Regions from separate parts of the Homo sapiens genome. Here region 1 is linked to region 2. Evidence: chromatin loops called from intact Hi-C (ENCODE). Cell type or tissue: heart right ventricle. All regions are shown on one strand.

Region 1 (8,000 bases), 230 kb before region 2:
AGAAATTATTCTTATTTAAAAAATAGAGACAGGGTCTCGCTTTGTTGCTGAGGCTGGCCTTGAACTTTTGGCCTCAAGAAATTCTCCTACCTTTGCCTTGGCTTCCCAAAGTGCTGGGATCAGAGGCCTGAGCAAGCATGCCTGGTGAGGAGGAATTATTTGAGAAGTCAAAAACTGAGAAGAGATTGATAACTAGAATACAAAAAATCCCCCTAAGCCCACAAAACCTTAGAAAAAAATAGGGAACCAATACAGAAACATGTGAAGCAGAGACTACAGACTCAAAGGGCTAATTTGGAGAGTAATCTGGAGATATTTAGTTTAGTTGTTTTAGTTTAGTTTAGTATACACAGGTCTCCTGCTCATCCTGTGGAATTTGTGTTCTGGTCCTTAAGGAGGCATGTGTATTTGATTAAGCATTATTTGTACAACAGGGCATTGTAGACAACCTATGCAACTGTATCTAGGGAACCAGATGGGTGAAAAATATTGGGGATGCTCACAGAGGAAACAAAACTCTATCTCTATTAGAAATAGAGTTATGTGGATGAATCTTTCAAACATAATGTTCAGAGGAAAAAGTAAGGTAACAAGTTCTATAACATCATTTACTTGGGCAAATTTAAAACATAAACACACAACAAAATAGTACCATATTTGAAATATACCTACATATCCAGGAAAAATGCGAAACACAATAGTTATTTCCTACAGGTCTAGGAAGAGATTGGCAGTGCAGATTGAGGCAAAAGGAAGAAAAATAGAAGCAAAAGAGGATGCTTATATGAATAATTAATGACTGTGTTATAAACTTGGGAGTATGAGCAACTCAGTTCTCTGCATTTTAGGTTATGTATTTATTAGTGAGGTCCTATCGTGATTTTAGCTTGCATATTAACCCCCAGGTTAAACATGGCCACTATTTAAAATATTTGTTTCTAAAACATAAAGTTTAAGGGAGAGATTTTCCTGTAATTATTTAATTTGTAGAAGCCACTACATACCAATCTGTGACCTAAAGCCACTGTAAATAAATGAATATTTTCCTCCAAAATCATGCTTTGCATTACTCAGAGGAATATCTTGTCTCTTTCCATTCTATCTCCAAAGGCTTCAGTTTCTGGAAAACTACAATCTACTTCATCTGTAATTTACTCTGTTAATTTAAGTTCCATTTTACTCTCTACTTTCTCCTTCTTGTCAACAACAAATGTCAACATTTAAAAACTCTTCTGGTATATTAGTCAGGGTTCTCCAGATAATCAGTGTGTGCGTGTATGTGTATATGTTATTGGTATATATATGTTTATTCTATGTTTTATATATATAATCTAGAAAGAGATTTATGATAAAGTATAGGCACATGATTATGGAGCCTGATAAGTCCCATGATGTGGTGTCTGTAAGCTGGAGACCCAGGAAGGCCAGTGTTGTAGCCTGAAGGCCTGAGAGCTGGAGAGCCAATGGTGTAGATTCCAAGTCTGAGTCTGAAAACCTGAGAACCGGGGGCACTGAGGATGGAAGACTGATGTTCCAACTCAAGCAATAAGGCAGAGGGAGGGCAAATACAACTTTTCTCCACCTTTTTGTTCTATTTAGGCCCTCAGCAGACTGAATGATGCCACCCACACTGGGGAGTGGCTATCTACCTTACTCAGTCCATCAATTAAAATGCGAATCTTTTCCAGAAACATCTTTACAGACACTTCCAGAAACATCTTTACAGACACATCCAGAAATAATGTTGAATCAGATATCTAAGCATCTATCTGGTGGCCCAGTCAAGTTGCCACATAAAATTAACTGTCAAGTGAGCTGATGATCAGGTTTTCACTATTTTTTTTTTTTCCATTTCTCATGAGAGTGAAGTTAGTGAGGCAGTTTGGAAGAACTACACCTTGGTTTGAATATATTTCATAACTGAAGATTTGAATGAATTTAAATCCACTTTCTATAAAGTGAATGCAGTGAATCTTAAATTCACAATCTTGAGTGAATTTAAGCCATGACTCAAAAGTGGCAACACTTCATTCACTTTATAGAAAGTTTTGAAATTCATTCTGAGGTATAGGAGTGAGAAAACTTTTCATGTAAACACTCCTTTTAAATTACTAGAGAAATTGTCCAGTCCTTTATATCAGCCAAATTTATTCCTTTGCTGATGAAATCTTGATTTTGTGTTTATTTCTTGCTTATTATGATATAAAACATACATGTTGTTTTATTAACCATGGATAAGTTTGCCTGACCGCAGAAGTTCACTAAGATTCTAATGACGGTGGGATCAATTAATTGATTAGGACATTGCTACTGAAAATGTTGTCTGAGTAAAGAGCATCACCTGGGAGCTTTTCAGACATGCAGAAACTCAAGCCCAATCGTAGACCTAAAGAATCAAAACCTGCATTACAACAAGATCTTTAGGTGATTCTTATGCATGTTAAAGTTAGAGAAGCACCAAGAATCCACACTGGGAACCCTGGTATCCGGACAGCAATGCCAGATTCAAGAAAAGCTGCTTTAAAAAATATTATTATTATTATTATTTTTGAGATGGAGTCTCACTGCGACGCCCAGGCTGGAGTGCAATGGTGCAATCTCGGCTCACTGCAACCTCTGCTTCCCGGGTTCAAGCGATCCTCCTGCCTCAGCCTCCCAAGTAGCTGAGATTACAGGTGACTGCCACCACGCCCGGCTAATTTTTGTATTTTTAGTAGAGACAGGGTTTCACCATATTGGTCAGGCTGGTCTCGAACTCCTGACCTCAAGCGATGTACCAGCCTCAGCCTCCGAAAGTACTGGGATTACAGGCATGAGCCACCGTGCCTGGCTTTATTATTATTTTTTGAGACACAATCTTGCTCTGTCACCAGGCTGGAGTGCAGTGGTGTGGTCATGGCTCACTGCTGCCTTGATCTCCCCAGCTTGAACAATTCTCCCATCTCAGCCTCATGGGTAGCTGGGAATACAGGCATGTGTCAAAATGCCCAGCTAATTTATTTTATTTTTTTTGTAGAATTGGAGTCTCATTATGTTGCCCAGGCTGGTCTCTAGTTCTTGGGCTCAAGCGGTCTTCCTGTCTTGGCCTCCCAAATGGTTGAGATTACAGGCATGAGCCACTGGGCCTGGCTAAAAAGCTTGCTTTTAAATTAAATCTATTTTTACATGGTTATCCTTGAGTTCCTGATTAATTCTACCATTTATTCATTCATCTATTCAATAAGTATTTAGCGAGTGCTTATTATATTTTGGGCTCCATAATGGGTGTATACAAAAGCAAACAGGACATGCTAAGAATTGCTGTGTTTTGAATACAAAAATAGATGCAGAAAGAAGCACATAAGCTGGAGTGAAATATGCTGCTGATCCTCTGGGAAAAGTTCCCAGCTCAGCAGTCTGACAATGACAGCACGAGTTATGAAGACAACCATCCAGAACATGTTCAGTGACTGCACCCTGCAAGCTCTCAGCAAAGTAAGCAGGCACTGCTTGGCTGGGGTAGCTCGGTTTCTGGGCTCCCAGTTGGGCCTGGGTTGGCTCCAGCTCTCCAACTCAGAACTGACAGCTGGCACCCACACCCTCCTCCTCAGCTTCCGGGATGGCCTGATGGGCAAAGAGAAAGAGAATGGAATCTGGATGACAGGGCTGGGCAGAGCGAGTCCAGAATGCTATAAGCCTGTTTGGTCTGTTACAAGTGCTGTGAGCAAAGGAGGACTGCAATTTTGAACATTGCAAAACAATGCATCCAGGCTTAGTCCCAAGGGATGGCAGAACAAGGAAATGCCATAGGCAAGTTATTTTATGTTAAATCTTATGCCACACTAAAATTATGTTACATTAGAATTTTAAAAATAATGTAAACATTGATTTTATAATTCTTTCTTGAAGTCTTAGAGATGAAGAATATCTGACAGCCGGTCCTTTTCTTTTGGTAAATTAATGACAGAATAAGTGATTTGAATCCCAGAAGAGGATATGGGTCACGTCTAATATATAGCAACAACCATCTATTCCATGTCCAAACACCTTGATTTTTGTTCTTAGTCTTTATTTTCATGAAGTTGGAAATATTGTTAAGAAAAAGGCAAGGAAAGCAAACTCTAGTTATGGGAAGAAAATCTCAGCTTTGGGGAGACGCATTTTCTTCTTCCCTTCCTACCCACAGTGCAAAGTGCGGTCATTACTATCTGTCTCTGTAGTATCTATCAAATGGATGAGGAAGAAAGAAAACATCTGAAGTGACTGATTAGTCATTGGGAATAATTTGTGCAACTGCTTGGCTATAGATATGACTTTATCATATCTTTATCATATAGATAATTTTGTTCATCCTTGGGCAAGTTGTTTAATAGTTGTGAGACTGAGTTTCCTTACCTGTGAAATGAAGATAATTAGACTATACCAAGATGACATAATATTCATTATATTTAATTAGAGCTGTGACTGGCACATGGTAAACACTAATAAATTCTATCTGTGAGAGTAGGGTCAAAATTTACACATAACGATTGATGTGTGTTTTTTTAAAGTAATTTTATTTTCTTTAATTGTAATTTTTTATAATTCCATTTTGTCCTCTACTCTCCCAGTCACTGTCTTGACCAGACAACTTATTCTTTTTTTGTAATTCCAGTATTTTCAGTCCAATCAGTGCCTTTTCAGTGAAATTAAAATATTATTACAATCGTAGTCTGATTTCTATCTCAGCTACTTTTGCATACATTCTCAGTCTTCTGTATTTTCTTTATGCCTCTCTTGTGTCCTTTTTCTACCACTCGGGAGTAGTCTATTTTCACAGGACAGCTTATGTATTATTCATCTGTTCTTGTCCTGCTTGGACTTAGGCATCAGTCTGTCACTCTGTTACCTGCAGTGATGTTCCGTGGTGTACCTGTTCCCTGAACATCCTGCGCTGGTATCCACCGAGGTGTGGTGCATGTTGGCAATTGGCTTTTGCCTCTAATTGCAAAAGCTCTGAACTTTGCAGCTACCTCCTCCTGACCTCATATATCTACCTGTTCACACCTCCCATAATATTTCTGCCCCCTCTAGTTGTTGTTGAAGGTGGGATACTAAGAATTCTTGATTGTTCTTTATATATAATTCTGGAGTGGAACCCTACATAGTTGTCTTGACACTCATCTGCCCTCAGCTATCACTTACTCCATCTCTCTCATGTTGAATACAGCATCACGTTAAATGTGGGAATTTTCTTATTTTATTTTATTTTATTTTACTTTAAGTTCTGGGATACATGTACAGAACGTGCAGGTTTGTTACAAAGATATGCGTGTGCCATGGTGGTTTGCTGCATCCATCAACCCATCATCTAGGCTTTAAGCCCTGCATGCATTAGGCATTTGTCCTAATGGTCTCCCTCCCCCTGCCCTCACCTCCCTGACAGGCCCCGGTGTGTGATATTCCCCTTCCTGTGTCCACGTGTTCTCACTGTTCATCTCCCACTTATGAGTGAGAACATGCAGTGTTTGGTTTTCTGTTCCTGTGTCAGTTTGCTGAGAATGATGGCTTCCAGCTTCACCCATATCCCTTCAAAGGACATGATATCATTCCTTTTTTATGGCTGCATAGTATTCCACAGTGTATATGTGCCATATTTTCTTTATCCAGTCCATCATTGATGGGCATTTGGGTTGGTTCCAAGTCTTTGATATTGTAAATAGTGCTGCAATAAACATACGTGTGCAAGTGTCTTTATAGTAGAATGATTTATAATCCTTTGGGTATATACCCAGTAATGGGACTGCTGGGTCAAATGGTATTTCTGGTTCTAGGTCCTTGAGGAATTGCCACACTATCTTCCACAATGGTTGAACTAATTTACACTCCCACCAACAGTGTAAAAGCATTCCTATTTCTCCATATCCTCACCAGCATCTGTTGTTTCCTGACTTTTTAATAATCACTATTCCAACTGGTGTGAGATGGTATCTCATTGTGGTTGTGATTTGCATTTCTCTAATGACCAGTGATGATGTGAGCCTTTTTTCTTGTGTTTCTGGGCCGCATAAATGTTTTCTTTTGAGAAGTGTCTGTTCATATCCACAGATGTGAGACTTTTCTAAAAGGGTTGCTGTCTGCCTAGGTTAGGAGAGAAGGGCACTAGCCTTACTATTTAGCAATTCAGGCCTCAGCTATCTGGCTGTCTCTCCCTCCACAAGTTTTTATTTTTCCTTCTGAGCTGTGAGTCAGGAACCTTGAGTCTGGATATTTTCTCTCTTGCCTTCTGCTCAGTCCTCCTCTTCTGGCCCCAGGAAAGGCTTACTGGGTCCAGTGTGGCACCATACTAAGGACTCGACCCTGGGTCCTTGATTATTACTGCAACAGAGAAATTAATATCTTCCATGGCTGTGCTCATCAACAGAAAGAAGCAGCACAAGCCGAGGCTCTGCCTCTGGCCTTCCAAATCACATGTGGGTGTGTCTACTTGGTAGAGACTGGGTCATGGAAGGAGCCCAAGCTATGCCAGTGCCTGGGAGCCCTAAGCTTTCCTGCCCTAATTGTCAGTGGAGTATATTCCAAAAGAGTTGGGCTGGAGTTGTAAGACAAACTCTACAATTGTTGCCACAGGGAGGAAAGTTAAAACATCTGTATATGCAGCATGGTTGGATAGAATTCTTATTGGAGGTTGAGGATGCAAGAAAGAGTAAGGTTTTAGAAAGCAGCTGCTATTTGCTCTCCTTTTAGTTTTTTTTTTTTTTTCTAAAAGGTGGCACTAATTAAATATTCATGAATATAACTTCTCCTTTGGACTACAGCAGGAGCAAATCTTACCCAAATTCAAATAGTGGAGATGACCTGGACCCTAATGAATAACTTTTACATTTATTTGCCTCAAACAGATGTTGATTAAGCAAAGTTTGATTCCACAAACATTTATGGTACATGTATTTAAGGCTCTCTGGTTGGTAATGAGAGGCTTTACGTTTCTTCAATTATTCTTATAAGGCCACTAGATTCTGCAGTCAGATAAGAAACTTATGGGAAAGAAACTATTATCAAAATTGCAGAGATGAGGAGGAAAAAAATAATACTCTAAGCAAATAGCATGTGTATAAGAGCTAACATAAGGGATTTGGCACGTTAGAGAGCAGGCAATGCTGCCATTCCAAGTTTCCATTGTTGTGCTTGTTGTGCTGTGTGAACTCCATGGTGATATCTCTTGAAGTCATCCCCACAATGACCCACAGCAGAAAGAGGAAATCTTTTCATTCTCTAGCATCTGACTCATGAAACTGAAATGTTATTGCCTTATTTGTGGCTCTCCTCTGCCAGGGAAGAGTCAGGCAGGTTCTTTGGGCTGTTTGCTTATGTCTAAATCGCCTGTTTTCTGGCACTTAGGAAAAACATTCTTTTGCTTCCGGTAACACTGGTCCTAAATGTATTTGCTCCACAACATGGTCGTCTTTGAGAAAGAGAGACTATTTGATTTGCTGAATGAAATGGCTGGGATGCTCATTGCATCTTGGCATACAGAGGCACATATTTTAATCCTGAATTATCCAGCCTCCTGAAACATAGCCATTGTGCCTGCCTGATCTATTTGATTCCACTCATATTAGTGCGGTTTTCTTGCACTTAGTTTATTCATCACTACATTGTAGAAAGGAGAGCGGAGAGATGATGCTGTTCAGTAAGGGAGGAACCAAACACAGATCTTAAGGGGATTATTCCATTCAGAACAGATTTTCAGGTCTAGTTGTTCTAAAAAAACAGTGGGGACAGTATACCATTTTAGAGGTACCATATGTAGTTTTCAATGGGCAGTCCCTCCACCCTGTGGCTGAAGCCCACTCTTTTTCTACGTGAGAGAGAATCTGAAATTTGGTGTCACAGATGACACCAGATGCATTCTTGCCCGTTGTAGGATTTTGCTACCTGTTTCTATCATCTTTATTTGTCACATGGGTTATTTTTGTGCCTGAAAATTCCCCATAAGACAAAGTTTTCCCATGTAGGAGAGATTCGCTGGTTTCGCCTCT
Region 2 (8,000 bases):
CATCTACCTAACAGCCCTGATTTGGCTCCTTCTGACTTCTTTTTGTTTCCTAATCCTAAAAAATATTTGTCTTTGGCACCCATTTTTTTTCTTCAGTTAATAATGTAAAGAAGACTGTGTTAACATGGTTACATTTCTACATCCCTCATTTCTTTAGGGATGGACTGAATGCCTGGTATTATTGCTTACAAAAGTGTCTTGCTTTTGAAGGAGTTTATGTTGAGAAATAAAGTGTATATGTTAATTTTATATTTTAATTTTATTTTCCATGAACTTTTTGAGAACTTGGTTTTTCACTTCCTTTTCTTTTATAATTAAAGTGTTTTTTAATTAATTTAATATTTTAATTTTAGGTTCAGGGGTACATGTCCATGTTTGTTATACAGGTAAACTCATGAGTTGGGGGTTGGTGTACAGATTATTTTATAACTCGGGTACTAACCATATTACTGGAGATGTTTTTGGTTTTTTTTTCTGAACTTCTGTCTCCTCCCACCCTCTATCTTCAGGCTCTGGTGTTTGTTCTTCCCCTCTTTCTGTCCATTTACCTCCCCGTTATAACTGAAAACATGCAGGATTTGGTTTTCTGTTCCTGTATTAGTTTGCTAAGGATAATGTCCTCCAGTGCCATCCATGTTCCTGCAAAGAACATGAGCTTGTTCTTCATTTTTGGCGGCTTAGTATCCCATGGTATATATGTTAAAAATACATTTGCATTCTTATATTTACCACATTTCTTTCTACAGATCTAGGTTTTAATTAGATCTAAGTTTTAATTAGATAATATTTCTCTTCAGCCTGAAGTACATTTTAAGCATTTTCTGTGGTGCAGTATACCAGAGAGAAATTTTCTCAGGATTTGTCTCTAAATATTTATATTTTGAATTCATTTTTAAAGGATTATTTTTCTAGACATAGAGTTATATTTGACATTTCTTGACACTTGTAGATATCTTTCTATTGTCTTTTGGCTTATGTTGTTGCTCATAAGTTTATTATTCTGACTGTAGTTCACCAGTAGGTAATGTATCTATTTTTTTCTGAAGGCTTTTAAGACATTATTTTTTTCTGTTTATCTTTAGTTTCACAGCACGTTGACTGTGATATACCTAAACATCCTATTTATATCCTGTTCTGGCCTGTGATCCCTTTTGAGTTAATTTTTGTATAAGATGTAAGGTATGGGTCAAAATACATTTATTTCTGCATATGGATGTCCAATGATTTTAAGACCATTTGTTGAAAAACTATTCATTCCCTATTACATTATCTTATTTCGTTTGTCAAAAATAAATTTCCAATATATATGTGTGTGTCTATTTCTGGAGTTTTGATTATGTTTTATTGATTGTGTGTTATTTATGTATATTAACTGTGTATTTATTGTTTTACAATAGGATGCTTTCTTGATTACTATAGCTTTATATAAAACCTTAATATTAGGTAGTGTGAGTTTCCAGCTTCCTACTTCCTTTTCAACATTTTGTTTATACTAAATTATTTCATTTACATTTACATTTTAGAATGACTGGGATTTCACGTGCATTAAAGCTATTAGTGTATTTTTTTAAATTTGGATTGCATTAAAGCTATAGCCCAATTTGTGGAGAAATAACATCTTAAAAAGTTTTAGTCTTAAATCCATGAATATGGTGTGTTTTTCCATTTATTTAGGTCTTCTTTAAGATTATTCAGTGATATTTTACATGTCTTAGTATGCAAATCTTGCACATATTTTGCTAGACTTATTTCTAAGTGCTTCATATTTTGATACAATATTAAATTATATCGATCTACTTTTTGATATCAATTCCTAAGTTTTTTGTTCATGGTATATAGAAACACAAAAATATTTGTACATTAACTTTGAATCTTGCAAGTTTGCTAATTTTACTTGCTGACTTTGGAAAAAAATTATAGGTTATTTGGTTATTTGGAACTTTCTACACAAATGTTCATGTTGTCTATGTATAAATAGTGATTTAATTACTTCTTTCTAATATGAATGCTTTGTATTTATTTTTCTTTCCTATTACATTTGTAGGACTATCATGACAAAATGGAATAGATATGCTAAGAAAGTTCTTGTTTTATTCCTGATCTAAAAGAGAAATAATTCAGTTTTTTACCTTGAAGTATGATTGTTAGCTATTGGATATTTGTACATTACTTGTATCAAGTTGAAGAAGTATTATTTATTTATTTATTTATTTATTTTAGATTCAGAGGATACATGCACATGTTTCTTCCATGGGTATATTGCATAATGGTAGAGATTGGGCTTCTTTTGTACTCATCACCCATGTATTGAATATTGTACCCAACACGTAATTTTTCGGCTCTCAATCCCCTCCCATCTTCTCCACTTTTGGAGTCCCTAGTGTCTACTATTTCCATCTTTCTGTTTTTGCATACTTATTGTTTAGCTCCCACTTAAAGGTGAAAACATGAAATTTGATTTTCTGTTTCCAAATTAGTTCATTTAGGATAATGGCCTCTAGCTCCATCCATGTTGCTGTAAAGGACGTGATTTCATTCAAGTTGAGGAAATAGTTTATATTCCTAATTTGCAGACAGACTTTTAACATAAGGTGGAGGTGAATTATGCAAAATACTATTTTCTACATCGATTGAGATAATCATATGGTTTTTAGCATGGTTGATATAATAAATTACATTGATTTGATTTCAAATATTGAGCAATTTTTTTTTATCTTGGAAAAGATCTCATTCATTTGTGTTATGTCACTTTTGTTATATGTTGTTGGATTTATTTTTATAAGTTTTATTAAAATATGTATATGTTTATGAGAGATATTGGTGTGTAATTTCCTTTACTTATAATATTTGGTTTTGGTAAGAAGGTAATGCTGACCTCATAAAATGAGTTGGAAAGTGCTTCTTGCTCTTTAATTTTCTGGAAAATTTTGTGGAGAACCATCATTGTTTTTTCCTTAAATGTAGAATTCACTAGTAAATCCAACTGGCCATGGAGTTTTCTTTGTGAATTTCGTATCTTTAATATATGCAGAGCTATCAAGGCTATTTTTAAGTGAAGTTTGGTACTGTATATCTTTACAGAGATTTGTCCATTTCACTGATGGGCATATGCATATTTATAACATTCCCTTAATATCTTTTTAAATATATGTAAGATCTATGTGATATTCCCTCTTTCATTCCTGATACTAGTAATTTGAATCTTCTGTCTTTTTATCCTTGGTCAGTCTTGCTAGAAATTTATGATTTTTATTGATCTTTTTAAAGAATCAGCTTTTAGATTCATAGATTTTTCTCTTTTGCTTTTCTGTTTTTTATTTCACTGATTTTTGCTCAGAGTTATTGACTTCTTTCCACTAAGTTTGGGTTTGTTCTGCTCTTCTTTTTCTAGTTTAAGATGGAAATTACATCATTGAGTTCTCTTGTTCATCTAAGTTAACTATTTAAAGTCATAAAGTTTCTTCTAATCACTGCTAAAGCTTCATCCTATATATATTTATATGTAGTGGTTTTGTTTTCATTCAATTCAAAATATTTTTAACTTTCTCTTCAGATTTCTTTTTTGACTCATAAGGTTTTCATTTGTAATTTTTTTACAACTCTTTTGCTTAATTTTATCACGATAATTTTGAAATCTCTTTCTGTTAATGTAACTATTTGGGCCATTTTGCCACCTCCTTCTTGGGACTATATTCCTCTGTTTACCATGTGTTAACATTTTCTTGATTCTTCACAGGTTTCATAATATTTGATCATATGCCAGTTACTAGTTTTATGATACATTTTGACATATGCCAACCAGTAAGTATTATTAACCCCCTGAAAAGGGCATACCTCGTTGGTCATGTTGCCACTGTGGAGGGCTGAATGCTACTAATCTGCAGTTAAGCTCAGTTGGGGTTGTGTTACAGCTTTAGTTAAATTTAGTTTATTATTGACCTTAAATGGTTTGAGTGTGGAATCAGCACTTATTTTTTCCTGCAGTGCCTGGGATCTGAGCACTAGCTAGATTTTAGGTATCTCTTTATGCTTTGCATTCTAAATGCCAGATCTCTTTCTGTTTTATAAGCTGATTGACAACTTTATGGATCACTGGGGAGTTGTCTTGTTTTTGTTTTTGTTGTTTTCCTGTGCAGTCCTTCCTAGCTTTTTGGGTCCTGAAAGACTCTGTCAACCTGGCTCCTCTGACCCAGCATTCAGCACTGATGCTTCAGCATCAGTGAAGGTGCAGCATGCCTTTGAGAGACTTCACTCCTTCTTCTGCCTGCCCTCAACCTTCAGCGGGCTATTGCTGGGTGTTCTGTGAATGTGTGGGGTGCCTGGTCAGGGAGGAGTTCTCTTAGTTTTCTAGCTCTACTTTCTGCCTTCAGCCCATAGCAGCGAATTCTTATAGTAATGTGGAGGAATTTCCCCTCAACTCTCCTGTTCCACCAATAGGCTTCAACGCACCTCTCCCATGGCCGTCTTTAGGCTTTCAGGAGTGTTATTGGGTGGGTGTAGGCTTGTTCTGTGACTGGGGACCCTTGGGATTCTAATCCCATGCAGGGACTGTGTAGCCGAGGTATGAGGCCAGTTCTCCCCAGGGGACTTTTATTGGCTCTGAGTGTCAAGCTTGATTCCTCAAAGGGAAACACACCCTTGCAGTCAAAGACTTGCTAAAATAACCAGTTTTTCTAATTGTGTCCTGTTGAAGAAGGAAAATAGATTCTTATTCCACTGATGCAAACAACTATATTGCCATAAGTTAAAGTGCTCACTGACAGTTTCCAAATTCTAGAGGAACTAGGCAGAGAGAAACAAACATGCTCCAATTTGTTCACAGGAGTATACCTTACTCAATTATTGAAGGCCATAAGTAGTTCAAAATAAATTTTCTTGACTCTGAAAAACAAAACAAGGATCAGCAATATTCCAAGTAAGAGTCAAAAAGGTTGCTTTAACTTTCTGCATGTAGTCCATTTAGTTAACACTTGTTTTGCTTGATGGTTGTAAATATTTCAGTTCTTCATGAGTCCCATACATTCTTTCTCTATCCCAATGTTACAACCTTCAAAGCTATTAACAACCTGTTAAAGTCCTAATATAGCTTTATTATCTTTTCAGAAGGAACAAAGCAAGACAACAATGGTCTACAAATGACAAAGTTTACTGGGCAGTTATAGCTAAAAACATGACTGACGAAGTTTAGTTATCTCCGTGGTTTACAATAACTTCACCCTTAATTATGATTGTAGTAAATACTCAGACATTAGAATTTTAGAAATCCATACAATTTTGGAACATATATTAGTATTATTCACCAAAATAAAACTTAAAGAAGATTGGACATACTTTGGCAATCTCATGTGACTAAACATGTTGAATAATCCCATTCACCTCTTTTCTGAATGTTTCAGGGACCCCTTGAACCATCCAGAAAGCCAGGCATCAGGAAAGACAATTTTGAAACTTGAAGTTTGATTTTAGGATGCCTGTTAAATGTTGGAGGTTTAAAACACTTCGTGTTATGAAATAGAAATCCAAATTGTCACAAATTATTTATTTTGCCAAAATGATGACTCAAAAGGCAAAGACCTCTTATTAGCCTTTATTATTACACAAAAATCCTGTTCAAAGCCAAATTTTACCCTTGCATTAGTTTACTAATGTTAACCCCAATTTGGTTAAATGAAACCTTATAGACGATTCCATCTATTCTTAACCAATTTGACCATGAGGTAAAATCTTTACAAACACTTTATAACCCCTTTTGCTAAAGGGCAGATTAGTGTCTTAAGACAACCTTGCTGTGCTTTTACTTTAATGCTCAGTTTATGGAAAGACCATATAATACCCTTTTGAATTTAATGTTTACACATTTTTGGCAAGATTAATTTTTACAATCTTTCCACAACTTTTTAGCTTCATCATATCAAATTTAAGATAATCCTTCATCCCTGGGCAAAATTTACATTTCCATGCTTTCTTATATTCTTTTACTATAAGACACATTTTACTGTTTTTATATGCCTTGCATATAACACTGTTTAGTGATCTCAAATACATGTTGCACTGTAACTCTTAGCAACTTTTACTTTTGGTGAAAAACCTGGTTAGTAAATGATTTTAAATACGTAGCAAGTATGAAGCTTAGGACCCAGACAGAAGTACAAGTAAGGTCTGACCCGCTCCAGTGTCTAGCTCCACATGTCCCAGGCCTTACCTACCTTTAAAGAAGACAGTATACAACCTTGGAATCTTTAGCAAACCTAGTATCTAAGTTGTATGATTTAGATCACCTATTTGCATTTTGATGACACTTGCATTTTACCAATAATTCTTAAGACTATTTCTATTTCTTAGTGATTAAAGTCACATGAACTAAAAAAATTTGATTTAAGCACTTATTTTTCTTTAAGCCAATCAATTAGAGCTCTTTTCATAGACATAACGCACAACACATATATACATACATCTATATCTATATCTATATATCTATATCTATATCTATAAACACACACACAAAAGAAAAAAAGATTCAGCACTTGTATAAGATTTTTCACTTGCCAGTTTCTTAATTGTATTATTGGCTTTAGGGTGGAGCCCTTGGAGGAACAGGGCCAGGTAGCGTGCATTTTTAGGGCCTAATAAGCAGACACAGCTTAAAGCAAAGACAGATCTCTAAAATTAAGGGTGCCATTTTATACTGATTTTAGATCCTCAAAAGGAGGAAGATGCTATGGCAGAAGACAGTGCAGTGCTTCTACTTTCTACCATGTATTTCATTGCAAGGCAACCCAAAGCCTATCGGCTTATTTTGTAATCATCCTATACCCCATGGGAGTCTAATCTCTCAGTGGCAGGTGGTGATGTTTCTATGTCTTTCAGGTGGTCAAGAACATGCTTCTCTGATTTATAACTACTATTAAGTATCCCTTAAAGTGCATTTCCTGCCTAGTTATTACACACCAAAGCTCTCTCTTAATGTGAAGTAATTGGATACCCCCAAAACTCAAAACAGTCGGAAAACACAATGCAAAACAGAAAAGAGCCTTTGATTCTGAGAGGGAGCTATATGCTTTCAATTCCTGGGGTTTCATGAGAAAAACAGAGGTTTTTTTCCCAACACATGGTCTGTGCCACCTCCTCTGTTTTTCCCAAGGAGTCTCATGCTACCAGAAGTTATCTTAGGGCCTCTCATATGTGCGTTAAGAGTGGCGAGACAAAAAAATGGAGAAAAAATAATTCAGTTGACTGAGAACAACAACAACAAAAAGCCCTTTTCCAGAAAACAAGATCCAAGAAGAGAAAAACATGAAGACCTTTTAAATATACCTATAACTTGAATATCTACTTTTAATTAAGCTGAATGCTCTTTAAGAAATTTCCTTTAAATCCTTATTACTTGACTCTAGCCATGACAAGCAGTTAAGATTTTTGGCTTTTGAATGTCACAACAAGTACCTCACAGGTGAAACCAACAAGCCTTAATTAGGTTATGACTTAACTGCAAGTGTATGAGGTATTTTCAAAGGGGTGATAAACAGCTTTTGAAACTGTCATTGCAAAATTGTGACTGAGAAAGTGAAAGAGATCTGACTCAAACAACTTCATTTTATTTCCAGCCACCAAGGTTTCCTTTCCCATCCTTGGGCACAGGCGGAACCAAATTTGGGAGGAGCCTGGTTTACAGTTGCCAGTCAAAAACAAAGAAGATAACAGCCCCTTCTTAAGATATATTTCCCTCTTGCCTAGGACCAGACCAAGAAATTAGCCACAAGATTAGAAACCATGGTCTAGGAGTCATACAGCTAGAGGCTACAAGATATTGACCCTCCCTAAACTGCTTTCAAGATCAGTGCTTAAATAAGATCAGTGCTTGTAAACCCCACCCTTGATGGATCAACTGGCACCACCCAGATTGATAAACTGGCTTATCAGATTTTGTGACCCTCAGTTACGTACTGACTTAGCACAACAAGACAGCCACTATTGTACAATGGTGGAGACTAAAACAAAGT

Evidence for each region. A loop is a pair of places that touch in the nucleus more often than their neighbours do. Peaks named below come from ENCODE experiments on the same cell type or tissue, not always from the same donor. Only the 100,000 strongest peaks of a DNase experiment are listed, where the experiment ranks them.
Region 1: it touches region 2 in a loop (2.4-fold over the local background); 4 of 110 quality-filtered maps call a loop at or near these places.

What each region holds. Positions count from the first base shown.
Region 1 is chr5:123,693,583-123,701,582 of GRCh38, forward strand. No RefSeq gene overlaps it. Among named protein-coding and RNA genes, the nearest start is that of CSNK1G3, 190 kb to the left of the region's middle. In heart right ventricle, no CTCF peak of the experiment used is centred here; a DNase peak (open chromatin) is centred at 3,529; H3K27ac peaks cover 3,305 bases.
Region 2 is chr5:123,921,636-123,929,635 of GRCh38, forward strand. No RefSeq gene overlaps it. Among named protein-coding and RNA genes, the nearest start is that of CSNK1G3, 410 kb to the left of the region's middle. In heart right ventricle, no CTCF peak of the experiment used is centred here; no DNase peak of the experiment used is centred here.